Regions from separate parts of the Mus musculus genome. Here regions 1, 2, 3, 5, 6 and 7 are each linked to region 4. A link is a loop called in an ENCODE intact Hi-C map of the cell type or tissue named here. Cell type or tissue: left cerebral cortex. All regions are shown on one strand.

What was found. Hi-C counts contacts between places; a loop is a spot of excess contacts. Peaks named below come from ENCODE experiments on the same cell type or tissue, not always from the same donor. Only the 100,000 strongest peaks of a DNase experiment are listed, where the experiment ranks them.
Region 1: a loop joins it to region 4, with 5 times the contacts of the local background. A loop is called at or near these places in 13 of 42 quality-filtered maps.
Region 2: a loop joins it to region 4, with 2.2 times the contacts of the local background. A loop is called at or near these places in 2 of 42 quality-filtered maps.
Region 3: a loop joins it to region 4, with 4 times the contacts of the local background. A loop is called at or near these places in 3 of 42 quality-filtered maps.
Region 5: a loop joins it to region 4, with 1.8 times the contacts of the local background. A loop is called at or near these places in 2 of 42 quality-filtered maps.
Region 6: it touches region 4 in a loop (7-fold over the local background); 12 of 42 quality-filtered maps call a loop at or near these places.
Region 7: a loop joins it to region 4, with 2.8 times the contacts of the local background. A loop is called at or near these places in 3 of 42 quality-filtered maps.

The regions. Positions count from the first base shown.
Region 1 is chr1:78,729,007-78,733,006 of GRCm38, reverse strand. All of the region lies in intron 2 of Gm38631 (a long non-coding RNA gene), which reads right to left. Gm33693 (a long non-coding RNA gene) reads left to right here. Exons shown (of 5, transcript XR_865566.2): 2 at 1,113-1,266; 3 at 2,178-2,336. Among named protein-coding and RNA genes, the nearest start is that of Gm33693, 9.8 kb to the left of the region's middle. In left cerebral cortex, no CTCF peak of the experiment used is centred here; a DNase peak (open chromatin) is centred at 2,373.
Region 2 is chr1:79,624,219-79,628,218 of GRCm38, reverse strand. It overlaps Ap1s3 (adaptor-related protein complex AP-1, sigma 3), which reads left to right. Exons shown (of 5, transcript NM_183027.2): 2 at 2,934-3,112. Among named protein-coding and RNA genes, the nearest start is that of Ap1s3, 46 kb to the left of the region's middle. In left cerebral cortex, a CTCF peak has its summit at 1,901; no DNase peak of the experiment used is centred here.
Region 3 is chr1:78,739,263-78,743,262 of GRCm38, reverse strand. The region is part of intron 3 of Gm38631 (a long non-coding RNA gene); the gene reads right to left. It overlaps Gm33693 (a long non-coding RNA gene), which reads left to right and starts at 2,483. Exons shown (of 5, transcript XR_865566.2): 1 at 2,483-2,898. In left cerebral cortex, no CTCF peak of the experiment used is centred here; DNase peaks (open chromatin) are centred at 853 and 2,390; H3K27ac peaks cover 266 bases.
Region 4 is chr1:79,438,260-79,442,259 of GRCm38, reverse strand. Scg2 (secretogranin II) reads left to right here and starts at 2,234. Exons shown (of 2, transcript NM_009129.3): 1 at 2,234-2,304. In left cerebral cortex, a CTCF peak has its summit at 2,059; DNase peaks (open chromatin) are centred at 2,166 and 3,389; H3K4me3 peaks cover 2,186 bases; H3K27ac peaks cover 1,901 bases.
Region 5 is chr1:78,896,812-78,900,811 of GRCm38, reverse strand. All of the region lies in intron 3 of Gm29536 (predicted gene 29536), which reads left to right. Among named protein-coding and RNA genes, the nearest start is that of Kcne4, 82 kb to the right of the region's middle. In left cerebral cortex, a CTCF peak has its summit at 1,940; no DNase peak of the experiment used is centred here.
Region 6 is chr1:78,722,553-78,726,552 of GRCm38, reverse strand. The region is part of intron 2 of Gm38631 (a long non-coding RNA gene); the gene reads right to left. Among named protein-coding and RNA genes, the nearest start is that of Gm38631, 4.6 kb to the right of the region's middle. In left cerebral cortex, CTCF peaks have their summits at 532 and 1,901 (motif pointing left); DNase peaks (open chromatin) are centred at 554 and 1,894.
Region 7 is chr1:79,638,486-79,642,485 of GRCm38, reverse strand. The region is part of intron 1 of Ap1s3 (adaptor-related protein complex AP-1, sigma 3); the gene reads left to right. Among named protein-coding and RNA genes, the nearest start is that of Ap1s3, 31 kb to the left of the region's middle. In left cerebral cortex, a CTCF peak has its summit at 2,142 (motif pointing right); a DNase peak (open chromatin) is centred at 2,152.

The sequences.
Region 1 (4,000 bases), 710 kb after region 4:
GTCAAATGTTGTTCCTTTGAATGCATGAACCAGGTATAGAAAAGGCTCTTAGAAGTTACAGGTTAAGCCGCCTGTTGTTTACCACTCTAGAGGCGATTAGACGTGGAAGAGTGGAGTTGATAAATGACGTGGACTGAAGCCCCATGCGATAGCTGACTTTATTCAGAGCATCAGACAATTTATACCCTCAGAGTTAAGAAGAATCACACCAATGAAGTGTGCAGTCACAAGAACAAGCTGCACATGGCAAAAACATGTTTCTCCATAGAGGCATATGGACAAAAAAAAACAATATCCAGGGGTAAAGAATAATCTGGAGTAAATTCACTCCTATCTGCTACACGTGGGAGGGGCACAAGAACATGTTCCATGTTTTTAAGAAGCTGAGGTTACAAGACTCTTGTTTTCTTGACGTTTTCTCACACGCACACAGACTTTTCCTCACAAGACTCCATTCTTGAACTGCCTTCTGACAGCCTGTGAAGGAGCAGCCCTTTCCAATCCTTCGCACATAGACTCTCTGAAACGCAATCTCACCCTTGTGTTTACAGTAAGGCTTTGCTTTTACATTCTAATTTCTGCTCTGCGACATTTGTCACAGTTCCAGTTTGAGTACTACAGTCTTCAGCAGTTAAGGGGAGGCGTCATGTCTAAGAGAGAAAGCTGAACTATAAAGACCTGTCTGGGAAGGAGAAGGGCGGGGCGGGGAAGATTATCCATACAGGGCCTGATAGCAGAGACCCCAAGCTCCTGGGATCAGGAGACCCAGCTTCCAGTGCTGCTTTCCCTCAGCTGCAAAGAGACTTCACTTTAAGTGCTTAAGTGCTTCATCACCCAGTACCTCGTCTCCTTATGCGTCACGTGGCAATTAGGTACAAAATGCTGGTGTGTTTCCCAGCATCCATATGACATAAATATCATGTATAACTCCAGTTCTAGGGGATCCAGCACCCTCTTCTGGCCTCCTTGGACATCAAGCACACATATGGTATATATATACATACACATATACATACATACATATAAGCAAACACCCATACATATAAATAAAAATAAATCTTTTCCTTAAAGAAGCAAGTGACTGATATACCTAACTTGGGTGAATCTCACAGATATACGATGCAATGAAAGAAATTAAGCATCGCAGAGCACACCCTGCATGATTTCATTTACATGGAGACTGGAAAGAAAGCAATTGTGAAGGAGGTCAGAAGGAAAGGATTTCCTGAAGGATCTCGGCCCAGAGGGTCATGCTGGGAGTCTTCGGTAAGAGTCACATGACAACTATGTAAAATATGCACCTAAGTTAAAGTGGTCACATGTAGAGTTCAGGGATAGGTACTTTAATGCAAAAGTAGTCATACAGTAGTTAAGTCCAAAGGAACAAGTGAATTCCAAGAGAGAAGCAGAGATGGGTCGGGTGGCCTTAACATTTAAGGATGGCAAGCTAAGTGACAGGAAAGGAGCAAAGGATCCAGAGACGAGGAGGTAATGGATATAGGAAGGTGTGTGGGGCCGAGGGAGTGGCAAGGAAAGATGGAGAGGGTGATGCACACTCATAAGTAGAAATGACATATATGAAAATGTGTGTGTGTGTGTGTTGTGTGTGTGCGCACACGCACGCGTTAGTTTGTATAGAAATTTGGTGAAAGGGTTATTTCCTTTTCCTATTGCTATAACAGAATACCCACTACTAGGTTTTCTAGCGAGCCCATGAGAGCAGCTCAATGGACAATTAGCAAAGTACAAGGTCTCAAGCGACCTAAGGAAGGAAGGGCTTGCTTCAAGCTGCCACCCTCAGTAGCAAGGCAGAGGAGACAGCAGGAACTTGAAGCAGGCGGTCACGTTGAATCTAGTCTGGCTACATAGGGAGAGGAATGAATGTCAGTGCGCAGTTTTCTCAGAGTTCTGTACTCCAGAACCCACTGCCCGAGGGATGGGCCTGCCCACAGTAAAGACAATTCTTCCCACCCCGATTAATCCAACCAGGTGAAACTGGATCCTGTTGATCTGACAACACTCCCTATGAGAGTAAACGCCTACAGGTGACTATTCTCATACTTTGAATGTGTTTGTATACTTCTTTCCCTCCATTTTGATTATAAATGTCCTAAGCACAGAAACTTGGTCGTCTCAGGTTGATCTTTTTCAAACTGTCTACACCTGCTTCTTCCCAGCAACTTCACACACTTGATGCTCTTGAAGGACAGAATACAGCACGTGTGTCCTGGGGTTCACATTGAGATCAGCTCCCTCTGTGAGGAAGGACTTTGATACCAGTCCACTTGTCCCAAAATGCATCGTCTGGAGTCTCAGGCGCTCTGTCTGTGAGTGAGGTAAAAATAAATTGCTTAAAATTCAAGAAGACATTTCAGAGAAACAGAGACTAGATGAACACAGCCCCCGTGGCAATAAAGCAGACATCGAAGGATCCAGACAGAGTTCTGAAGGAGGAAGACAGGGTTGCCTTGCCCTCGGGTCTCATTAGATGAAATAACACAGGGAGGTGACATCTTTAAAGATGTTTAGAAGTTGCCTGCACGATCGTGAAATTGCTAGTGGCAGTATTAGGTTTTCAAAATACGCAGAGGGAGCCCATGAGAGCAGCTCAATTGGCAATTAGGACAGCAGAGGGTCAGAAGCAGCTTCCTGCTCTTCCAGCAATGAGTCACAAGCTGCTAATTAAGAAATCAGTGACCTGTCAAAGGCTTGATATAACCTAATGGTCTATAGCCCTTGGTGGTGATGACTAAGAATATTGCCAGGTTTGGGATTTAATCTTTAACTTGACTTCCTGGGGTGATGAGAGGATGAACAGAAAAGTGGTCGCTTTGTTCATTGATGGATCCTAGATGCAGGGAAACATGTAATACCATAAAGCAAGGGGGATTAAGAATTTTAGCCTTCTGTGTTCTGCTTCGGTCCACACCACACCAACAGCCACATTTGAGTTAGCAGGCTTCCCGTACAGATGGGTTTCTTAGTAAGGCATGCTAGAACCCACACTGATCAGAGCCGATGATATCAGCCCTCACACCCTCCCTATGAAAAGATCATGTCAAAAGCTCATAAAGGAGACTGCAGATGTGGCTCAGTTGATTAAAGTGACTACCAAAAATAACTGAGGGCCTGAGTCCAGGTCCCCAACGCTCATGTGAAAGCTAGGTGTGGTGGTTCGAAACTGAGCCCTACGCTGGGAAGTGGAGACAGGAGGATTCCCAGAACCACTAAACAGTCAATGTGCTCTGGGCTCAGTGACTCTGGTAGTTTAAATGACAGCATGCAGCAGGCTTTAAATGACAGCACTGTGCAGGCCTGAAGAAGTGCTGACACAAGTCCACTAAGGTTGTCATTGGTTTATTATCTTCTGAGATGTCTGTGATAGGTGATCTTGATTGGGTCTAGGGTCAACTGAGAGATGTGCCTTAGGAGGGATCTGCCAGTGACTTTCCAGGAAGAAGTAACTGAGGGAAGATGCTCCCCCCACCCCCAGAGCAGGCGGTACCTTCACAAAGGGCCACCTGCCCCGCTGCTGGTGAGTTTGGCTCTCCTGGTGTGCTGCCACCACCCTTCACTGCCATCCCAAAGATCATGTTCAGACTTTGAATATGGATTGGAGACCAGCAGCTTGGTGCCAGATTGGGAATGCTGAAGCATTCGACTTTGTATCTGACCAGCTACCAGGTTCTGAGCCTCTCCTGCATGCAGACAGCCATTAACAAACTACCCAACCCCTGTGGGTAAGACAAGTTAACAAATACCCCGTATAATACACATTCATTGTTATCTGTGTGTGACTCTAGAACAGAAGTTCTCAACCTGGGGTCACAACCCTTTTGGGATCCAATGACCTTTTCACAAGAGTCACACATCAGATACTGCACATTCTATGCTTGCATTGCAGAGCATAACTGTTATGGGGTAGCAAGTAAATAAATAATCTTATGGTTGGGGTCACAACAACACATAGAACTATACTAAAGGGTCACAGCATTAATAA
Region 2 (4,000 bases), 190 kb before region 4:
GGAGAAACTGTTTATGTCAAAGCAGAAAAGATGTAGGCTAGATGGGATGACAGTAATATTTCTCATAGGAAATGAGAGCAAACACCCTCTGATTTTGTAGATTTGATCTCTCTAACAGAAATATGACCATTTGCTAGACTTGGGATTGAACAGTCTCATCTGGTGGTAATCCCCAACTGAGCCTTGTTCTTCACATCCTGAGCTGTGCACTGTCTTCAGATAGATAGATAGGTAGTGAGCTAGCTAGCTAGCTAGCTAGCTAGCTAGCTAGTTAGATAGATAGATTTGTTATTTTACATTTTAGAGACATCCGATTTTATACTGTTAGAATGGTATTCTACATTGTCTCTGTCTCTGTGAGAAAACACTCTAGCCAAGACCAACTTGGGGAAGGAAAGAGTTTGCTTCAGCTCACATTTCCAGTCCATAACTCATCACTGAGGGAAGTCAGGGCATAGATACATGGCAGGAAGTATAGAAGAATGCTGTTTACCAGTTCGTTTATCGGCTCAGCTAGCTTTCTTATACACTGCAGGTCCACCTTTCTAGGAATTGTGTTACCCACAGTAGACTGGGCTCTCCGCACTCAATCTGTCAAGACAATTTCAGACACCACCAATAGACCAATCTAATTGAGGCGACTCTTTAAAGGAGATTCCCTCCTCCCATTTGACACTAGGTTGTGTCAGGTTGATAATAAAACTTAACCAGGATGAGAGGCAAAAGTACCCATGCAAGTATGGTTGCTAGGAAAGACTGACTGTGCGCATTCCTGAATTGCTTATACCTATCTAACAGGAAATAGTATTTAAGGTAATGAAGCGAGTGTTCTTTTCTGTTTGAGAGAATAACTTTCAGAACTTGGTTCTCTTCTTCTTTTACTGTGTGAGTCCTGAGGGTAGAGCCCAGATGGCTGGGGTTAGTGGGAAGTGCCAATACTCATGGAGCCACCTATCTCCCTGGTGTCAAAATGCAGTGCTCTGAGAACATCCTGGGTTTAGAGTGGTGTTTACTGAGCAGGAGTTTTAGTTGTTTTCACGCTCTGTGATGTCTGCCCTCCAGATCAGGAGTTTGTTGTCACTTAAAAACAAACAAACTACATTTACTTTACTTAAAAAACAAAGAAGGAAAGGAAAGGAAAGGAAAAGGAAAAGGGAAAGGGAAAGGGAAAGGAAAAGGAAAAGGAAAAGGAAAAGGAAAAGGGAAAAGTCTGTGCAAGCCCTTGCTGCACTAGCCTGGTGGCCATCACCCAAGCTCCATCCCTGGAACCCACGCAAAGGTAAAGGAGAGACTCAACTCCGTGAAGTTGTTTGTCTCGATAAGTATGCTGTGTGAGCCAACTCCCCCCAACACACACACACACTCACATTCACTAACAGACATAGTCCAAACAGAGACAAAGAGAAAGAGGCGCATATGTGCTAATAATAGATAAAATTAATTACCAAAAGAGCCCACAAATTCTTTAAGTTAGAGGAAGTTCCAAAGGAATATCCTGGTGTCTATTGACTTCAGATATAACCTCCTGTGACCTCTTAGGTCTGTGCAGTGTCATTAGAAGAGAAAGCTCTACAGCAAAATGACCAGACTGTTTGTTTGTTTGGTGTGTTTGTATTTATTTTTAACTGTTGTTATTCTTGGTTTGGAGCCTATGTCTTTGGAGTACTCACAAGTATTAATTGCAGTGATGCATTTAATTTCTAAGTTATTTTTAGATTTATTGATTTTATTTTATGTGTAAGTGTGTTTTGCCTGCATGTATGTATGTATGTATGTATGTATGTATGTATGTATGTATGTATGTGTGTGTATCACATGAGTGCCTGATGCCCTCAGAAGTTCAGGAGAGGGCATTGCATTCCTGGAAGCAGAGTTATGGGTGGTTGTGCGCCACCGTGTGGGTGCTTGGAAAACCAAATTCAAGTCTTCTGCAAGAGCAGCAAGTGCTCCTAATCACGGGGTCATCTCTCCAGCTCCACGTTCTCATTTATTTTTAATCAATAATCAATCAATCAATCAATCAATCAATCATGACTTTAATTCTTATCTTCTAATATGATAGGCTGAGAAAATGTGATCTTTTATAAAATAAACAACTGGGCTACTTGACAGTCTTTGTAAATGAGGTCTGCTCTACACCTAAGGTCCTGAACTTAGATTGTCATCCTCCATTTAAGGTTCTTTAAAATTTATGAAAATACAAAATTTCATTTTGAATACACATATCAAAACTGATTTGGAAACAAAGTGAGGCGACTTCCTAGTGCAGCCAACTCACTGTCTACACTGTCTCATCTGCCATGCTGAGGAGGCAATCCACGCCTGAGATGGGAAATGGCAGAGCTGTGGGGGCCACACAGGGCATTGAGCTTTCATGCTTAGGTTTGGTCCTTTTGTTCTTTCTTGTGCTCTTTTCTCCTTGCTTCCTCCTCCTCCTCCTCCTCATTCTCCTCCTCCCCCTGCTCCTCTCTTTTTAAATCTTTACTATTTTTGTTTAAAATCACCTTCCCTTTCCACTCTCCCCATTCCTATGTTTTCACAGCTATGAAATGGAACATGGAAGACTGTAACTCTTAAGTAAATCCTTCCACCATGCAAACACTTTTCTTGTTTTACTTGTCAAAGAAGAATTTGTATCACAGAGCCCCACTACTTCCTCTGATACATTTTGACTCTTAATGAACTTACAACCCTTGAAGAATTATTATTATTATTATTATTAAAACATGGTCTTCTGGAACAGAAGTAAGGTTTCATTGTGACAGTCCATGCTTCTGGTGGGTAAATGTAATTTCTCAGATGGGATCATTCTCAGGCAGGTAAATATCCTCCCAGCGTACATACCTGGCTCCACCCAGCACCGAGACACCCCGATCTATGCAGTGACTTGGCTGAGTGAACACTGGGGGCTTCTCTGTGCCTTTTTCTTCTAGATACATTTCATCTTGCTCTTCAGTCGACAAGGGAAGCTGCGGCTGCAGAAATGGTACACCACACTCCCTGACAAGGAGAGGAAGAAGATCACCCGCGACATCATCCAGACCGTCCTCTCTCGTGGGCACAGGACCAGCAGCTTCATTGACTGGAAGGAGCTGAAACTTGTTTATAAAAGGTGTGAGTAACTTCATGAGAACCAAGCTTTTCGTGATCGCATTGCTCCATCTTAGTTCTGAACATTTTAGATTGCAATACCAATCTCAGCGCTTTCTGAAATCTTTCATGATTGGAGTCTTAAGTATGTGCAGCAAAGAGTGAGCGCTAGTGAAGATCTCCATCGACATGTGTCAGCTTCTGGGTGTTAGATGGATTCTGAATGCTTAAGGCATGTGCTGAATTTGCACGCAGGTGCTTGGTAACATTTTGTAAGCACCATTACATTTCCAGCATCAATGGCTGTCGATACAGCAGCAAACAAACGAGACAAGTTATATTCATATATTCAAGAAGCACATTTTTTAAAAGCAAACCACATATATTCACCTAGTAACAGATGCAATGGGAAAATGCAAATAACTGTGATAGAGGAAAGGGAACCGTTTCCAATGGATTGTTCATACTGCAGTTGTTCATATTTGTAGATGGGTGAACTGAGGACGCACAGTGTAAGTAATTACTACCTAGTCGCAGTAGGTGAATGATAATCAGGAGAGCCAGGACTGCAGTCCAGCTCTTTCTTCCTTTGGTGCCTATATTTCTTTTGATGCACCTGTGTGAAGTGGTGAGCCCCTTCCAGCGAGGAATCCTAACTGATAAATGAGAGAGGCTTGAGAGGTAAAGCCAGCTTTTCAATGAAGACTCAGGTAATGGATGCCCAAGTTAGGACATGGACATAGCCAGCCTAACCCCATGTCCTTCATCAAACTACAGTTGCCAAAATGGGAAATGTACACTGGAAGTGCAGAGAATGTTTTTAAAGAGCAGTAGGCAAAAAGTAGCGTGGATGGGCTGGTATTGAATGGAGTCCACTACCAGGGAGTGCTTTGGCAAAGCCACAGCTTCT
Region 3 (4,000 bases), 700 kb after region 4:
TGGGATGGAGGCAGCATCAGCTTTTAGAGCTGAATATTGAAGCACATTTCCTGAGGAGGTAAATGTTGATGGGAACAGGCAGGCTCCGTCAGTTCTGGCCTCCACCGTGACCTTTTCTTCTCTGGGCCAGAGTGTGACCCATTGTGCCTGAAGGGTTGGAGGACACAGCACTAACTCTCATCCCTGGGCTAACGCTCATTTAAAAAGGTAAACAGCACTGTGGCCCATTTGGCCTCAGAAATGGACTTGGTGGTGTGGTGCCTCGAGGAAGCCAATACTGTCCCATATGGCTACCCAGCTTTCAGTGGAAGAAAATCAAGCGTTTGCATTGGGACCAATGGAAGGCTGAATGAGCCCTGGAGGATGCTTGGGCTGGAAGGGAAGGTTCGGAAGTGCTGGAGGGAGAAAAGAAAAGGAAATAAGCAGAATGCAGACGGGTCGGAGCGGGAGCCCTGAGTTTCCTCTGAACTTTGTACGTGGAGACCTCGCACGTTCTCTGCCTTGGATGCAGTGATTGACAGAACCGCAGCTTGTTCCTGAAAACGCATCGGGATTTTTTTTCTCTCTCTGGTTCCGAGCCTGAAGGACTATTACTGAGAGTGATGCCTTGTATCTGTTTCTTTTTACCTCCACCGTCCCTCATCCCCCTCTGTGCTCTACTCTTCTCACTTCCCCAAGCTCATCTCTCCTTTCCTGTTCTTAGCCTTCTGTCCATCCTCACCAAAGTAGATGGAAAAATCGTCCTCTGGAGGGGAAAAACAAGCGCACTTCCTTGTCGAAGAAGTAAGCCAGTGCTTGTGCTTACAGCTTGTCTTAGGCGGTGTGCGAGTGCTCCCGCCTTCAGTAACTCCCGGGCACCAACTCCATGCCAGCCCGTGCAGATGGTATCTCTGCTCAACTCTGGGTGTTATAATAATTTGGGTGTCTCACGGTTTTCAGACAGATTGGAGAAAGGTATTGTGGGAGTGCAGTGAAAACGCTTTTAATTCTTTATAGCGTCCTCAATAAAGGCTTCTTGGCGGTGGTACTGTTTATGTTGGCTCTTGAAGGATACATAGTGTTGTTGTCGTCGTTGTTGGTTTGGTTTGGTTTTAGACAAAAATAAAAAATTAAAAAGACCTTAAGAATGAAGCAGAACCCCCAGGCTACAGGGCAAGTTCTATGCTAGCCTGAGCTACTTGGGAAACCCTGAACCACAAATAAATAAAACAAAAACAACCAAGACCTTAAAAGAGTAAAGGAAAATCATCCTAAGATGTGAAGCAATGAGGGCTAGAGATACAGCTCAGTTGGTGGAGGGTGTGCCTAGCGTTCTGGAAGCCCTGGGTCCAATCCCCCGCACTGCATTAAGAAAATAAGAATGGGGGACAAACGTGTAAGAGGTTGGAGGGAGGAGATCAGGAGTTCCCCTCATACTCGGTTACACAGCAAGTGCAAGGCCATCCTAAACTACAAAGACCCTGACTCAAAAGCGTGGGGCAGGGAGAGCTGGAGAGATGGCTCAGCAGTTTAGAGCTCTTCCTGCTCGTCCAGAGGTCCTGAGTTTTGTCTCTCGTATCCTCAAAGAGCAGCTCACAATCCCCTGTAACTCCAGACCCAGAGGATAAGACATCCTTTGGGGGTTTCCTTGGGCACATGCAGACATGTGGCATACACACACATGGATAAATCACAGACACATCAGTAACAATAAATCTAGAAGATGAACAGACATAATAGTCAAGCACTTGGAAGACAGAGGTAGGCAGATCTCTATGAGTTCAAGGCCAGCCTGGTCTACAAAGCTAGTTCCTGGACAGCCAGAGTTACAAAGAGAAACCCTGTCTCCAAAAAAAAAAAAAAAAAAACCTCAGAGCCGGGCGTGGTGGCGCACGCCTTTAATCCCAGCACTTGGGAGGCAGAAGCAGGTGGATTTCTGAGTTCGAGGCCAGCCTGGTCTGCAAAGTGAGTTCCAGGACAGCCAGGGCTACACAGAGAAAGCCTGTCTCGAAAAAATTTTTTAAAAAAATAAATTAAATTAATAAATTAATTAAATTAAATTAAGTACCTCAGGAGCCCTGTGCTCTCTATATTGTCATACAAGAACTAGAGACATGTAAGTGACTTAAGTTAAAAATTACCATGGTCACATTTTCATAGTAAGAAGATAGTTTTGGCTACTGGGTCGAGATGTGCAGCTAGGGTAAGTAAGCCCACAACAAGCAAAGCTCCTGCGGGGCTCGAGCAGGAGATGGTGGGGTCAGAAGCCTGTGCAGCACAGGTTTAGAAGAAACAGCCCCATGTTCTCACCACTCTGTTTCCAAAGCAACACTTCTGCCTCCCAGCTTTGCTTCATGGACTCAAACAAGAAAACAGTGCCTGCGTGCCAAGTCACGGACCGCGCTCATGTTTCCTTGGCTTGTTCTTGCGTTGTAAATAAGCTCTGGCACAGAATGATCGGTGGTGTGACACAGCAGTGATCACAATGATGACGAGGACGTAACCACCTACTTAGAACATGAGAGTGGACTCTGAACGTCCATGGAGATTTTCTCTCTTCTGGATTTGCCCTTTTCTCCATGCCCCTCCCTTATGGTGATGGAATTAGAAGGTGGAGATTTGGGGAAGCGGTTAAATCCTGAGGGCTCGGCCTTCGTGAATGGGATCAGTAGCGTTATACAAGAAGCAACCTACAGGGAACCGCTGACCTCTGGACACAACAGGATAGCCGTACTTAGGGATTCATAGCAGTTGTGACATCATGAACCACACAGACCCATGCAAGCTCAATCCAGACAAAATCTCAGCATGGAAGGGCAGAGCTAGATAGACGTCCCACCCCCCCAGCTAAGGCGCTATTGGCAACTGGTAGCTGTTCATGGACAGAAGAGCCTGTTTTCTTTAAGAGTGTAGCACCTGGTAAGTGCCATGCTCCCAGGAGTTTATACAGTACCAACTGTACTTGATTTAAAAAAAAAAAAGACATGGACTGGAAAGATGGCTCAGTGGTTAAGAGCACTGACTAAGTTCAATTCTCAGCAACCACATGGTGGCTCACAGCCATCTGTAATGGGACCCGATGCCCTCTTCTGGTGTGTCTCAAGACAACAACAGTGTACTTGTATATAATAAATACATAAATCTTTTTTAAAAAAAAAAGATTTAAAAAAAAAAAGACACAAAATTGGGTGGGTGGGGAAGAGACGAGGGGCGTTTGAGGAGTTTGAGGAAGGGTGATTATGACCAAAATACATTGTACAAAATTCTCACGGACCAAATAAGAAAATGAGAAAAAGAGGAAAAGAAGCTTGGGTAAGGTGTGTGCCCTTCCACTTGCAGGAAATATGTTAAAAGTACCACCTCTAACAGGCCTCAAGCAGGAACCAAATGCAATGACAGATAGAGCTGACCCCCTAGGCTTGAGAACAGCAAGCCGTACTTTTCTGTTATTTATAAATTGTCCTATCTAAGATATAATATAATACATATTATATAATAATACAAAAATTATAATAGCTCCAAACTAAGACAATGCTGAATACCAATTACTCCTTCACAAGACTTGAGGTTGTATTGTCAGAAATAAATATTTCCCTATTAGTAACAAAATGCCTCACAGAATATCTTAAAGGGTTGTCGGAATTATTTTCTCATCACTGTGATACAACAGCAGCAGCCTAAGGGAGCTGGGTAAGAATTGGTTTTAGCTCACAGGTCCGGGGGTTACAGTGACAGGAACTAAGTGTGCAACCATGTGAGCCCGTAGGAAACACTTTATAGCCGAGCCACAACAAGAAGAGGCCACTTGTTCACGCTGACCGAGGCTTCAGCCTGTCGTTGCTTTCACCTCCCACTTTTGATCATGACATCAAAGCATTAAGAGTGTATGATGGTGAAAGTTCCCACATCCTGGCTGACAGGGAATGGATAGGAGCAGCCATAATAAAGGCCAAGGCAAGACCTAGTCTCCAAGAACACCCCTCATGACCCACTTTCTCTAGTCAGGCCCCACTTCCATACA
Region 4 (4,000 bases):
CTTCTGTGAAATTTTTTTCATAAGTTTTAAAACTATTTTAGTATTTATTTCATATTCATAAGTTTTGAACAATTCAACAGTGTTTTGTAGAGTAGGAAGTCTTACAAACCTAATAAAAGATCAGCTTAGGTCTATTAGCTGGAGGTCTCTCCTCCTCTTACTCATTACTATATAGATAGAGTCAACAACTAATAAGCCACAAAACTTTCTTTCTTTTTTTTTTCATTTTAGCATGTTTACTTTTTTGTTTTTTATTAGATATTTTCTTCATTTACATTTCAAATGCTATCCCAAAAGTCCCCTATACCCCCCCTCCCACCCTGCTTCCCAATCTACCCACTCTCACTTCCTGGCCCTGGCATTTCCCTGTACTGGGGCATATAATCTTCCCAAGACCAAGGGCCTCTCCTCCCATTGATGGCGGACTAGGTCATCCTCTGCTACATATGCAACTAGAGACACAGCTCTGGGGGGGGGGGTTGTGTGTGTTACTGGTTAGTTCATATTGTTGCTCCTCCTATAGGGTTGCAGACCCCTTTAGCTCCTTGGGTACTTTCTCTAGCTCTTTCATTAGGGGCCCTGTGTTCCATCTAATAGCTGACTGTGAGCATCCACTTCTGTGCTTGCCAGGCACTGGCATAGCCTCACAAGAGACAGCTATATCAGGGTCTTGTCAGCAAAATCTTTCTGGCATATGCAATAGTGTCTGGGTTTGGTGGTTGTATATGGGCTGGATCCCCGGGTGGGGCAGTCTCTGGATGGTCTTTCCTTCCGTCTTAGCTCCAAACTTTGTCTCTGTAACTCCTTCCATGGGTACTTTGTTTCCCATTCTAAGAAGGAGCAAAGTATCCACACTTCCTTCTTCTTCCTTCTTCTTGAGTTTTGCAAATGCCACAAAACTTTCAAAGCCTTCTGAATAGCCTTCTCTTTAGTGCTTTCCAATGTATATTAAAATAATCTATCTTTCATCCCCATTGATTAAAGCCTTCTTAAAGCCAGAAAACTATATTCATTTTTTTCTTTTCCCAGTAGTTCACAAACTATCTGGCACCTCATAAGCATCATAACTCAGTTGGTGGGTAGATAAAATTGGAATGTGATTGTTCAGTCAGCAGAGACTTTTAGAGGACCTCATACAACAAGATTCTCTCAGTTCTCAGAAATATATTTCAGTATATACAGGGTTAGAGGACTCACATCTTTAATAAAATAAAGTTAAAAATTTAGACCTGTATAAATTATTAAGGTACCTAATCAAGTTCCACGGCAAAGTACAGCCATGGTTATGAATTATAAATCCAAGAAGCGGTGGGTTAACTCTGACATTGTTCCTTGGATGGTTCTCATTCATTGAAGTTAGTCACCTCAACTTACTCAACCAAAACCTAGAAGTATTTCTGTGGTACTATGTTCTCTTGATGCCAAGAGGGCTCTAGGCATATGAAAATCTCTCAATCTCTCTCCCTCTCTCTCCCCCTTCCACCCCCACTCTCTCTCTTCTAGCAGTAATCCCTCCCTTCCTGGTAGGCAGTATGTTTTTTGGAGCACAGTTTCTTAGCTATCTCTTGCAACACCTGATTTTGCTGAAGATTTGAATGGCCTCATATAGAAGTATCAACAACTTGAGCGTCTGTGAACTCTCATTTTGAACACTGTGCTGAAAGAATTGGAGTTGATTCTCATTAAAAAAAAAATTAAGCATCTCACCTTTTTTGCTCAAACTAAACAGTTTTAAAACAGTTCTGCCTGGAGTCATGATATGAAATACGATCTATCATATTTGCAATGTTCTGTTCAATTGTGGCTGCACCAGGAAATGAGAACGTATTTCTTTATAGGCACAAATAAAAAGATAGTCATTATCTGTAAAATTCTTATGACATGGCAGCAAGCCCAAGAAACCTTTCTAAACAAGGCGTGAAAACGCAGAGATGTCCTTGCAATTAGTCATGTCTATCTGACAGATTTCTTCCTTTCTAAGGGAATTTGTGCTGAACATTTTATTTCGAGCCTCAGAGATAAAAGAAGGGGGAAGAAGCTGTAGTTTTTGCTACATAAGACAGGTGGCGTAAGCATGCAACGCTTTAAAAAAATATCTAAAGTGATTGTTTTCTCTCGGATTCTTTGAAAAAGCTCGCCTGCGCTGGGGTTTGAGGCTGAGCCGGTGACGTCAGCGTGGAATGCGGAGTCAGGCGCCCAGGCTCTCTATAAGCCGAGGAGCTGTCCGGTGCTGAAACGGCCCGAGCCCTCACTCAGCGGCAGAGAGGAGCATGCTTGGAGCCTTCCACATAATATAAGACAGAGGTAAGACTGCTTTCTCTTCTATTTACTGGAAAGTTCTCATTTGAGTGTCCCTCCCTGTTTTCCCAGATGAGAGGAAAAAGACCGTTGGCAAGCTTATATTGATAGAATAACCGGACAACCTGCTGCTTTTTAGGCAAGGATACTCTATACGTGTGTGCCGAAATGAGGGGCTCTGTGATTTACAGGACTTGTCAGAGAATATGCATTAACTATAATGTTACTGAGTAAAACTGTATGCAAGGAGAGCAGAAAAGTTGAGAATTTTAACGTCAACATGCCGATTAATGTAAAGTTAACCAAACCTTATGTTTTGATTCTTTCTCTAATGTGTTCTTTTTCTCCCAAGAGTCAGATATAGAACCAAAAATATAATTTTATATGCTTAATAATCTTAACAGACAGTTTAAAAGGATTCAAATGTCATCAATCATATGAGTCACAGAGGCAAAAAATTTAGATTTGTTTTCTTTCTTTGATATTCACCTTAAGGGAACTCTGAATTAATTATTAATTATTTTATGAACTGGTATATTCCAGAAGGGCTTATGTTATTATGTGCTAATTTTAGTCTTGAGAAAGCAGCTTAGAATAATTTTGAACATTGACATTTTCCCCTTTTCAAAGATGAACTATCACTTTGTGGGAAAGGTTCATGTTACTAGGAATCACAGAGAAATGATAACTTTGAATCCAGGGAAGAAAATATATAGATCGGTATGGACTGTGATTGTAATTTTTATGCGTTGGTTGGAAAAGCTGATATGTTACTTGCTGAAGAGGTTGATTGAAGCAAATTTATTTTTGTTTATCCTAACTAGGTGGGTTGTTTGAATCAGATTTACTCACATGTGTTGATGGTTCAGTGTCAATGTTCCAGCTGATTTCATAGGAAAGATGTTTTTTACTGTAAGGGGCATCAATAATAGCTGTCTGAGGAGACACAATGTTCCTACCATTTAGACTTCAGAAAATTAAATTTTAAATCAAACACTGTGTAAGGTGTTAGAACTATTAAAGCCATCTTCACTGCTTGCAAGAGCAGCTCCTAGAGAAATGAAGTCCTTTGAGTGTTAGAAGCAATAACGGTGTCATCTAAAGTAAACCAGAGTCAGCGACGAGTCGGCCATGCATGTTAGGCTGTGGTTCAAACTGCAATGTGCATTCTTTCTCTAATTCTACAGAAAAACCTCCCTTCAAAGTAGTGGGTTCTCAGATAATCACGTAATCCATATGCTAAGATGTGTTAAGAGTATGTCAAGATAATGATCTTAAAGCAAATGCACTCAATATGGCTTTCAAGATAACATTTAACATGACAGTAGTGAAAGCTGATTGCCAAAGCTAAATCAATCCTGAAGTAATATGAAATATATTATATACATATAGAACCCTTTTTATTTAAACTTCATTATATCACTCACAAGTTTATGGGTACAGTTTCTTGAAGAAAGCATTTGTTTATTTTGGAAATGTTCTGTGTATGCTTAAATAGCCTACTTGGTGGTAATCTTAATCAGCCTATGTATGTAAGCAAAGGAAGTTTCTATACCTACAACCTATTGACAGTTCTAAAAAAATTATAGCATTCATTATCAGCAAGATCTGTTAAGCAATATCTAGATGCTTAATCTAACAGGAAATCATTTTCACATAACTTTGCTTATTTGCCACAAACCAGGATGTATCGAAGACATGA
Region 5 (4,000 bases), 540 kb after region 4:
GCTGGCATTGGCAAAATGAACTCATATTCTTAAGGTGGAAAGGCTAAAATTGGAAAGGTGTTTTTTTTTTCTTTTCATCTTGACATTAAGGTGCAAGAAATAAATTATTTGTGAGACCAGAATTTAAAATTGAACACTTTTCTGGTTTCTTTGGAAGCACAAGGCAGTCAAAGAGAAGTAAATTGACACAGGAAACCATTTTTTATCAGATGGTTTGTATGTTTTCCAATGTTTCTCAGTTTTGTTCAAGGGTTAGACACTCAGTTTCAGCATAGCAGCTTCTGGCCCACCGTTATTGTCCATCTTAAATCTTGAGACAGCACACGCTACAATGAATGAGGGATTTCTAAAGTGTTCACAATCAAGTGAACGGAACACCTCAGCGGCTGAGGAAAGCTGGGTTTAGTATTCTGTGTGTGTATCTGTACCATTGCACAAGGCAGAGGAGGGATCCCTTGCTTGCTGGAATCTTCTTGCTGGAGCCAGTGAGCTCTGGGTCCACTGAGAGACCCTGTCTCAAAAAATTAAGGTGGAGAGCCATAGGGGAAAGCATGGAGTGTTAAATTTTAGCATCTCCACATGCATGCACCACTGAATACACCCCTGTACACACACACAGAAACACACACACATGCGTGCACACACACACATAGGGGAGGGATGAAAGAAAGATTTTACAGGTTTTAATCTTATCTTGTATTTTCAAAACTATAAAACTGATTTGATTTCAAGGTCATAGAAACTTAGGGTAGCCTTGATGTGATGGTGTGTGCCTGGTCTTCTTGAAACTTGATTTTTCATGTTTGGTTGTTGTCCCTGGGAGGACTGCTCTTTTCTGAGGGGAGTCAGAGGGAACAGTAGATCTGGGGGAGAGTGGAGGTTGAGAATGGACACTAAGGGGAGAGGAGGGGTAGGGAAACTGAGGTTGGAATATAATATATGAGAGAATAAAAGGTAAAATTTAAGAGTATCGGGGAATATTTTTAAAGAAGCCAAGGAAACTCAAACAGCACGCAGATTTTGCAACAAGAAGTTGAGGAGTACATGCTGCAGTCACACTGTCCTGTGTGCTTCGCCGCTCTGAATGTCAGTGACATGCCATATGACTGATGGGTTTGGAAGGCTGAAAACAATATCCTCAGAGATTACAGCTTTGCCTTTAATTGTCTATAGGACTTCCTTATGTAGTTCATGTTTGCAAAAACTGTTTTTGCGTGCACTTAATGCTTGTTCTTTAGCAGAGATTTTTTTATTATTATTATTCTAAAAAATTTGCTATTAGGATTTCTGATGCAGCCCGCCTCTTTGCTTATTTGATTCAAGGTTGATAAAACCACCTGAAGCCAACTTCTTCTATTTCCAAACCGCACACATTTGTCTAATGCCATGTAGGTGGTTGGCTGTCTAAAAATAGATACCAATGGAGAAAATTAGAAATCAAAATGTTAATTAATGTGACCTAATCAAAGACGTATAGGCTAGCTGTAAAGTATTTATCTCTAGTCCATAATTGAGAATGAAATGAAACTCAGGAGCAGAACATCCCAATTATTTTTCTAATCTTAATAATCAGCTTTTCCCACAGCCCACCATTGTAAAACCTTCTCAAAGATTTAAATGTACATGGATGAACCTCAAGGCTCTAAAATTGAAATGACAAAATATAGACAATACGTGAAATAAAAACACCAAGTTAACTCATGAGCACAATGATTTTCTTACATATAGAATATAATAATGTACTGGTGATCATTTTTGAGTTTTTAGATTTATTTTATTCGTGTATGTATGTATACAGTATGTGCTTGTAGCCCAGAGCTTCAAATCCCCCGGAGCTGTAGTTACAAGAAGTTCTGACCTGCCTAGTGTAGGTACTTAGAACTGACTTCTGGTCCTTGGCAAGAGCACCAAACACTCTTAACTCCTGAGCCATCTCTCCAGCCCCCTCTACTGATGATTTTTAACAATAAAAAATTTAACAAATAGAAATGAACATTGTTCTCTTCAAACCTGTGCGCTTGCTGTAGCTGCACTGCTTTAGATCAAATGATTTATAGCACTCTTTGTAGACTGTCCTCAGACATGGAGTGTACACACACACACACACACACACACACACACACATACACACACACATACACACACACACACATATACACACACATACATATATGTGTATATATATGTGTATATATATGTGTGTGTGTATGTGTGTGTGTATATATGGAGAGAGAGGTGTTACACATGCCTACAGCTAGCCCCTTCCTTTATAATGTAATATTAGTTTTGCACTCCACCCAAAAACCTTATTATCCATCTTGGTTATTGAATCTTAAACTAAGTCTGGTACAAATTTCTAAAAGTCTAGCTCTGCCTCAAAAAAGGTTTTTTAAATGACATTATTTCAAGATGAGAGATCTAAAAGAAAAAAAAATGCAAAAGTCTTTTCTGGGTTTGGAAATAGATTCTGGATTATAGCTGTAAGCCTCCCAAACTTCTTCATTAAACATTTGTGAGGTTTTTTTTTTCCACTCAGAGATTCAGGCAAGGCTATAAACTTAAAACAAACAAACAAAAAAGCCAGCACAAGACACTTATGCTCGAAGTTGAGAAAAGCTGTAGTATCTTCACGGAAAAATAAGGAAGGACTCTAGGAGTCTCCCTTGTGATAGTTTAGGACAGGAAACAAATTCCGTGGATACAAGGAAAGCCACTGAAATTCTGAAATGTAAGCAATTCTAAGCATAGTTTTTTTTTGGCCTGTGTGGCTACATAAAAGGCAAGAAAAGGAAATAAGGACTTCTGCAGCCAAAGGAGATTTGTATGCATAGGTTTGATTATATTCATCAACCAGACCATGGGCTATGAACACTGCAACCTGTGTGGAGAAAGAATCAGGACTGAGATTTCTACATGTCAAAATCCTTCATGGCTTTCCTTTGCTCAGGCTGCATATTCATAATGACATAGTTAAACAATGGAAATGTATCTGTCCATAGTTCTTTAGACGGAATTCCAAGATGAAGGTTAACAAGTCTGCCATGGCCCTGGTAGGGGTGGAATGATGTGGGACCTGCCCCTGGGACAGGACCAGCAGGAGTGTCCATGGCTTCTATGGATTTAAGGCTTGTTTGTTTAATAATGTACACATTGTTATGTTCTTCCTACAAAGAATGTCCTCCCTGTTAATGACTTCATGATGATTGAAACAGCAAATATCTGGGAGGTGAGGGTGTGACTAATGTCTCAGCAAAATGGTAAGTACTAGGACCTTCAGGACAGCCTTTAAGACTGTGAAAAATAACTTTAAAATCATGAGTTCAAAAACATATACTTTCTCAACTATGCAAAATATAAGGATGTAGTATGATTTGTGCAAGGATCTTCATAGATCTAAAGGAACAGAGGCATCTGTGCTGAGTCAACTTGTCATCAAAAAGATACTAAGGAAGAGAAAAAGAGGTTTAGGAAGTGGTGGTCACAGGAGATTCCCCCAGCTAAGTTTTTTTGTTTATGCTGACAAGGGCGGACAGATTCCTGAGTTCAGGGTTAGCCTGGGACAGTCAGTCAGGTTAGGCCCAGGAATGGTAGAAATGGTAATTTCAGGACAGGGTCCTACCAAGCTGGCTAATTGTCTGTACTTAACAGAAGCAGGCAGATCTCTGAATTCTTTTGCAATGTTAAAAGAAAATTGGTGCTTGCCGTCTCTTAAAATTTAAGGAGCTGGGGCCATGGGATGCTGATTCCTAGGATAATTGAAAGGAAACCTGGAGTTAATGACTGGAGTGATATGTAAAATAAAAGGCTGGGCTTATGATCTGTAAGAGATGAGCTATGCAGAGAAGTTTTTGAATAAAAAGAGAAAAGTGCTTGAAGAATGGGCACGAGCAGAACATAGAGAGCTATCTGGAGATCTCTAGAGAGAACAGAATGCAGAGAAAGTAATCTGAAAGCTGTCTCAAGCACGACATAGGTCATCAGCTTGGATCCATGATTTGAC
Region 6 (4,000 bases), 720 kb after region 4:
TGTGTGTGTGTGTAAGAGAAGCTGAGGTTTTTTTTTTTAATCAAATTTAACCGAGGCAATAAATTAATTTTATATTCCAGTGGTAGAAAAATAATCTGGTCTCTCATCTGGAAGCCAGGAGAAATACAAGTTTCTCATTTCTCATCTTGGGAAGATGCCAGGGGCCAGTAGGTGGGAGAGGTGAGGGGGGCAAGGGAGAAGTTTTTCTTTTCTAATCTTGTTTTCTTTTTTTTTTTTTTAAGTTGTATAACACGTATTGTCCTGCTTAAAACTCCCTAAAAAATAAAAAAAAAAAAAAATAGCTTAGTCTCCGGCTCCAACCCTCCATCTGCTGTAAGGCAAAAGTCATGGAAACTGCACCTAGGCCAAAGGAAATGATAAAAACGGTTTCCGTGATGCCAAAAAGGGACATTGGTCTCCACACAGAGGCATCTGTCAAATGCCAGCTCGTTTCCCGGCTGATTCTCCCCAACTCTCGCTATTTCCCATCAATATTGTACCAACCTTCAAAGCCCAGCTCAGCAGTGCCACTAGCACCTAGTGGATGGAAGGAGGCCAGGCAGGAAGCTGGTATGCCTTTTGTCCCCTGAACAGCAAACAATCCCAAGCATGGGCTGCAAAAAGGCTAAGAAAGCCTGACTGAGTGCTAGTCTGGCTGGGTGCTGGCCTGGCTGGGTGTTGGCCTTGGCTGGGTGCTAGTCTGAGTGTGTGCTAACCTGGATGGGTGCTGGTCTGGCTGTATGCTGGACTGGCTGGGTGCTGGTCTGGCTGGGTGCTAGTCTGGCTGTGTGCTGGCCTGGCTGGGTGCTGGCTCGTTACTGTTTTGGTAGAGTGCTAACATGGCTGAGGGCTGTTTTGGTAGGGTGCTGGCCATAACCCTCTCTCCTACAAGGTTTGATTTCATCCTTCTGCTTTAAAGTCCTGCTTCTCTCAAAAAAAAAAAAAAAAATGCATTCTTCAGTGGGGCAGACACTGTAATAAATAACTGCAAACACCTGAAATTAAGTCAATGTAAGTATGAAAGTAAAAGCAGGAAGTAATTAAGAAGATGAAAATTATTATTATCAGGAGTTGAAGGGAACTGTAAATATAGACAAAAATATTATGTATAAGTAGAGACTGGCATGGTGAAACCTGTCATAATGTACAATTAATATATACTAAGAAAAAAATCATTTTGAAAAATCCTCCTTTTCGCCCCAGCCTCTCTCTGACTCATATCCTGCTCTCTAGCCCCACTCTGCCCGGCAGCCAGCCTGGCCTCCTTGGTCCCTTCTCAGGGTTGCTACATTACTGTACCCTCACAGGAAGTCTCTCCCCTAAGGTTTTCAGGGCTTGCTCATCAAACCGTCAGGTCTTAATGAAATGTCATCTTTCCCAGGAGGTCTTCTGGGACCATGGATTGAAAGGAACATCCCTCCACTCCCACCTGATGCCCCCATGATATTTGTTGCCATCTGACACACAGGTTATTTATCTTATCTAAGCTGTGATCAGAGTCCCTGTAGGATGGATGCAAGCTCTTCAAAGACAGGGGATGATTTTATTACCGTTGTCACTACACACAGCTTAGTGCACATCATAGAAAACGTCCAGTGTGATGAACAATTAAACCACGAGTTAGACCTGAAAACTGCCTTTGTACAGGAGTTAACACGCACACCCCGTTTTCAACACCCTATCTGTCACTGATCTCTTGTACAAGCCAGAAAGAGTCCTTGGGGTTTCCTACACATTTCATTTAGTTTGTTAGGACTTCGACTTTTCATTGTATATTCATGCAGAATGCTCTAAACGCCAGCTATCTTGTGAAGACTGTAAAGGCTTCATCAAACCAATCCAGCTTCTTCCAGACCCGAGGCTGTGCTGCGCTGAGACGCCATGAGCGGGGTTCCTCCGCCATCCAGTGGACACCTATGGAATTACAACTACGAAGAAGATTTCCTGCTTTCACGCATGCGCTTGAGAAATACCTGCTTATTGAAGTCTCTTCCCCAACCCCAAAAAGCACCCCACCTCATCCTCTGGCCAGGCCTCGGTTTCCAAACGTCCCTTGGCTAGAACTGTTTTAAGTTACTGATTTTCACTCACATGGAAAATGAATTTCCTCCTGGCCCAACAAGCAGGACTCCATCCTCCCAGCTACCCCTAAATTCGGAAACCCTGCGGGGGGCGTGGGGCAAGACTCCAGGAGCAATGTGGGGGAGGCTGGCGGCCCTCCAAAATCAAGCCTGATGCGCCAGCTTGGGACGTCCTAACATATATCTTTCATTCCAAAATCAGAAGCCAGGTGCTAGGTATAAACTCTTAGGAGAGAGTTGTTTCAGTCATTCTGTATCAAGACCAGCAGCGGGTCCTTGTTTAGAGGGCAGAGGTGAAAGGCGGTTCCTTTAGAAGGCAAGATGTTGAAGCAGATTGAAGGGTCAGGTCTGTGACACAGGGCGGCAGGTGAGGCGGGAGAGGCGTCTAAATTCAACTTCACAGGCATACGAAATACCTTTGGCTCCGCCTAGCTAGCTGTATGTGACAACACAGAGTACTGAGGGGAAAGGATCCAGGACGTAGCTGAGCCACCTCAGCTTAGCCTGTCTTGACAACAGCCATCAAAAGAGGCTGGGAAAAGGCTGAAGACCAAATGATGTGGCGTGTTGTCATGAGACAAACCTCTTGAAATGACCCCCATGTCTTACTTATGGGAAGGAATCGTGTTAGTCAAGATTTTGGAAACTGCCTGCTTTTGCAGTATCTATAGAAGAAATGAAGTAGAGCATAGAGTGTTAAGATTTCGTCTTCATGGATACAGAAAATGTGGTACATTTACACAATGGAGTACTACTCAGCTATTAAAAAGAATGAATTTATGAAATTCCTAGGCAAATGGATGGACCTGGAGGGCATCATCCTGAGTGAGGTAACCCAATCACAGAAGAACTCACATGATATGTACTCACTGATAAGTGGATATTAGCCCAGAAACTTAGAATACCCAAGATACAAGATACAAAGCACAAGAAACTCAAGAAGAACGAAGACCAAAGTGTGGGCACTTTGCCCCTTCTTAGAATTGGGAACAAAACACCCATGGAAGGAGTTACAGAGACAAAGTTTGGAGCTGAGACAAAAGGATGGACCATCTAGAGACTACCATATCCGGGGATCCATCCCATAATCAGCCTCCAAACGCAGACACCATTGCATACACTAGCAAGATTTTGCTGAAAGGACCCTGATATATCTGTCTCTTGTGAGACTATGCCGGGGCCTAGCAAACACAGAAGTGGATGCTCACAGTCAGCTATTGAATGGATCACAGGGCCCCCAATGGAGGAGCTAGAGAAAGTACCCAAGGAGCTAAAGGGAACTGCAACCCTATAGGTGGAACAACATTATGAACTAACCAGTACCCCCCAGAGCTCATGTCTCTAGCTGCATATGTATCAGAAGATGGCCTAGCCAGCCATCAGTGGAAAGAGAGGCCCATTGTACTTGCAAACTTTATATGCCCCAGTACAGGGGAATGCCAGGGCCAAGAAGTGGGAGTGGGTGGGTAGGGGATGGGGGGGGGGGGGTATGGGGGACTTTTGGGATAGCATTGGAAATGTAAATGAGGAAAATACATAATAAAAAAATTTAAATAAAAAGATTTCATCTTCAAGAGGGAATATCCAAATCACCATCAGAAGGAGAAGGAGGAAAGTCCACTGTAATGGAAAACTGGGGGAAGCACAACCCAGCTCTCTTCAGCACCCAGCTATCCAACCTTGGGTTCAGCCTCCCTGGGTGCCATGTCCCGCCCTGTGAAATGATATGGTGAGCTGTGATAAGCAGTTCTGCAACTCCTCAGAAAACTCAGCACAGAATTCCCATGTGACCCCAAATCCTGCTTCTGGGTGCTTGCCTCAAAGTGAAGGCAGGAACTCAAGCAGGCATCTACACTGTCAAAGGTACAGACACTCCAACGCCTATCACCAAGGGACTGAATATACACAATGTGGTGTGT
Region 7 (4,000 bases), 200 kb before region 4:
TCATGGGCTATAATCCCACTTGTAGTAGATTTGATTTGCTCATATTTTGTTGATTATCTTTATACTCATGTTCATGGAGAACTTCTAAAGTTTTAAGGTACAATGGTTTGTAGGTGTTTTAGTTTTGCCTGATAAATGTTCTTTTCATTTTATGAGTCTAGAAAATGGTTATTCCATTAAAAAATATGTCAGTCTGGTAGATAATAAATATTTGCTAAGTTGAATGAAGTCTGTTGATTTGTTGATTTTATTCCAGGAATGAGGTTGATTTGTTTTTATGATGTTGACTTATAACAAATTAGAAAATAATGATATATATATATATATATATATTAGTTTTTTGTTCTTGTTGTTTTGTTTTTGTTTGTTTGTTTGTTGGTTTTGTTTTTGGAGACAGGGTTTCTCTTCGTAGCCTTGGCTGTCCTGGAACTAACTTACTCTGTAGGACCAGGCTGGCCTCGAATTCTGAAATCTGCCTACCTGTGACTCCCAAGTGCTAGGATTAAAGGCGTGTGCCACCACTGCCCGGTTTAATTTTTTTTTTTTTTTTTATCGAGACAGTTTTTCTGTTTAACCCTCTGTCTGTCTTAGAATTTGCTCTGTAGACCAGGCTGTAGAACTTGAGATCCACTTAGCTCTGCTTCCTGAGTTCTACTGGATCTACCAGTGCTCAGCGATAATTTTTAAAACAGAAAAAAAGAAAGTTGTAGAATTCAAAGTGAGAGGCAGAGTTTGATTAGTCTGCTGGCCTGCTATAGCCAAGAAGCGTGAGCCAGATGACATCAGCAACAGACGTACCGACTCACACGCTGCAAGAAGATAAGGAATGGGCAGTCAGGGCTGGCTCCTTCTGGGAACTCAGATGAACCATGCTGTGCTCTTGGCCCAGGCCTTTATGGTTTGCCAGCAGCCTTCAGTATTGCCACAATCTCTGCCTTTATCTTCACATGACAGTGTGCAAGTAGCTGGGCCCAAAATGGTCGAATTTATGAGTCCACCAGTCTGGTGATACTAGGTGGTGGTAGTCCACACTCTTATCAGTTTGGCTTCATTTTAACTGACTTTTCCTAGCAGCAAATCTGTCTCTATAGAAGATAAAATTCTGAGGTTCTTCAGTTTAGAACGTCAACATGTGAATGCTTGGCTGACATAATTCCATCCACTCAGGTTTCTTGTCCTGTCTCTTGGTATGACGACTCCCTTCCTTCCTTCCTCCCTTCCTTCCTTCCTCCCTCCCTCCCTCCCTCCCTCCCTCCCTCCCTCCCTCCCTCCCTCCCTCCCTCCCCCCCCCTTTCTTGTTTTCTTTCCTTGGTGGCTGATGGTTCTTACTTTATTAACACTGTATAGCTCTACTGTAATAAAAAGATTTTTAAAAATTTATTTATTTTATGCATATGGGTAACTGTAAGTGTCTTCAGAAACACCAGAAAGGGCCATCAAATTCTATTACAAATGGTTGTGAGCCACCATGTGGTTGCTGGGAACTGAACTCAAGGCCTCTGGAAGAGCAGTCAGTGGCTCTTAACCACTGATCCATCTCTCCAGCCCCAGTAAAAAGAATTGTTATTGTTGTTTTTGAGACAGGGTCTTATAGAGCTGACCTTGAATTCCTGCTTCCACATCTGAAGTATTAGGATCATAGGTGTCTGCACTGTGCTTGGCTGTCTGTCTGTCTGTCTCTCTGTCTATCTATCTAACACCTATCTTCTCTATCTTGTGTGTGTGTGTGTGTGTGTGTGTTTGTGTGTGTGTGTGTGTGTGTGTGATTTTGAAGCTACTCAATGGAGAAAAAGCCTACCTATCCTAACTTTCTTTTTTTTCATTGTTCCTCCCTTTCAATAAATGTTATTGTGCCATATAGGTGGATGATTAACACTCTTATGATAAATTTTTTTTTGTGAAGAGAACTTTAAAGTTTTACACAAATGACCATAAGGCTATTCTTGGTGGCCACCCTTTTGATTTGCCTATTACTCATAGCTGACACACACCCAACACATATGAATGACCTCTGTGTCATCCCCCCTCCCGCCCACCATGCCTCTTTTTTCTATTTTCAGTCTTTTGTCCTCCTTAAGCTTAATTTGCCTCCTTTACTGACCATTTCTCATGTTCTCAGCATCCAGCTCTGCCACCAGATGGTGTGCAAGGACTGCGAAAGCTCGACACACGCCAGCCAGTGTGATTGCCTTTCTACATCTTCAAGACAAAGGCTGGCGAGAAGAGGCAAAAAATGAGATTCCGAGATTCAGTATATTCGTGTACTTTTTTCTTCTTTTTATATTGAAACAGAACCTTGGTTTACAATCTTGAGGAAATAAACTACAAGGTTTGTTGAATAAATATTAACTGGAGAACTGGGTCCCAGAATTGACTCAACAATAATATTAAGTTGAGAGGTAGAAGCAAGATTCTTGAGCCCGGAGAAGCACATCTTCAAATAAGCAACTTTAAAATCCCAAAAGCAAAATCTTTGGATCCGAATGAAGCTATATTTCAGTGAGAACCTTCAGCCAGCACTTACAAAATATTTGTATGTATGTGTATGTGTGAGTGTTCATGTGCTCTGTATGCCTGTGGAGATCAGAGGACAACCTCTGGTATCAGGTTTCATTTCCCACTGTGTTTGACACACGGTCTCTTGTGTGCCACTCTGGAGGTCAGGCTAGTTGATTGGTAAACTTCTGGGGCATTCTCCTGAATTAGCCTCTAAGGCTTATATTAGGGGGCACTACTGCATCCAACATTACGTGGGCTACGGGGGTTTGAACTCAGGTCCTCATGTTGGAACAGCAGGTTCTTTAACGTCTGAGCTATCTCATCAGCCCTCTGCCATCATTTTTATTCAGTATCTTAAAGTGAGACCCACAGGCAAAGACAGCTCAGAGATCATGTTCCCACAAAGTGAGTTTTATTTAGCACAATCAGTGTCTTTTTGTTTTGATTACAGTTAGTTACGAACATTAAAACGGTTCTCTAATTGTCTAGATGTCAGGTTTCTCGAAGACTTGGTAGTAGTAACCACCACGCTTTTCTTGGCAACCATGTGACTGCAGCTCCTGAACCAGCTGCCTCTTTTCTCTGGGGCTTGTGATTAAGAGCGGACTACTGTGTTCTTCCCCTCCTGTTTTATGACACTGAACCTTCGCTCACATTTGATACAGTGCTAACCTCCGCCCAGCCCATGGAAGGTATTTGAACATGTGACTTACTTTCCTATTTCTTAGAGGATGGCTCCGGGTTGGTGTGGGGGCTGGCACTCCCCTGAATGCCTCACCTGTTGTCTTCCAGTTCCTTCTAACCCACTGTTAGTGGGAGAGAGTAAATGATTCACCATCAACAAGGGGTGCAGTTTTGGGAGAGAATCAACAGAGAAAATATAAGTTCCCGACCCAGAAACAACTGCTCTTACTATAGATAAAAGATATGAGAAACAGAGAAACACACCCCAGAGAAGCAAACCAAAGGGAACAGTAGATACTTTGTAGGGAACTGGGAGAAAATGACTGAATCCACAGTCAGAAGGCCTCTGATCAACAGGCTAAACTGAAAAAAAGGAGCTCGGAGTGACAGATCTGCAGGTCGGTGCTGTTTCTAGGTAGACTTATTAGTTAGGCCTTGGAAAGGCAACTCATAAGATGAGGTGATAGAGGGCATGGCAGCAGGCCAGTGGTGTGTTCTGACCCAAAGAACCAGCACAGTGGCTTTCTGGGTTCCCGAGGAAGGGGTGCCAGGGTTTCTCTCTCCCCCTTTCCGAGTAGACAACAGAAGTTTGTGTTTTACAGTTCTGCAGGCCAGAGGGTCAAGATCAAAGTGAAGGCAGGTTGGGTATCTATCTACTTGGCTTCAGATAGTACTTCACTGCAGGGTGCCCTCACATGGCCTTGCTTCTGGGTACACGTGTTGGAGTGGAGAAGGTAGGACAAGGATACGATAGTTCTTAGTGTCTCCTCCTCTTCTCAAAAAGACACAGTCATCACACATCACAACACTTTGTTGG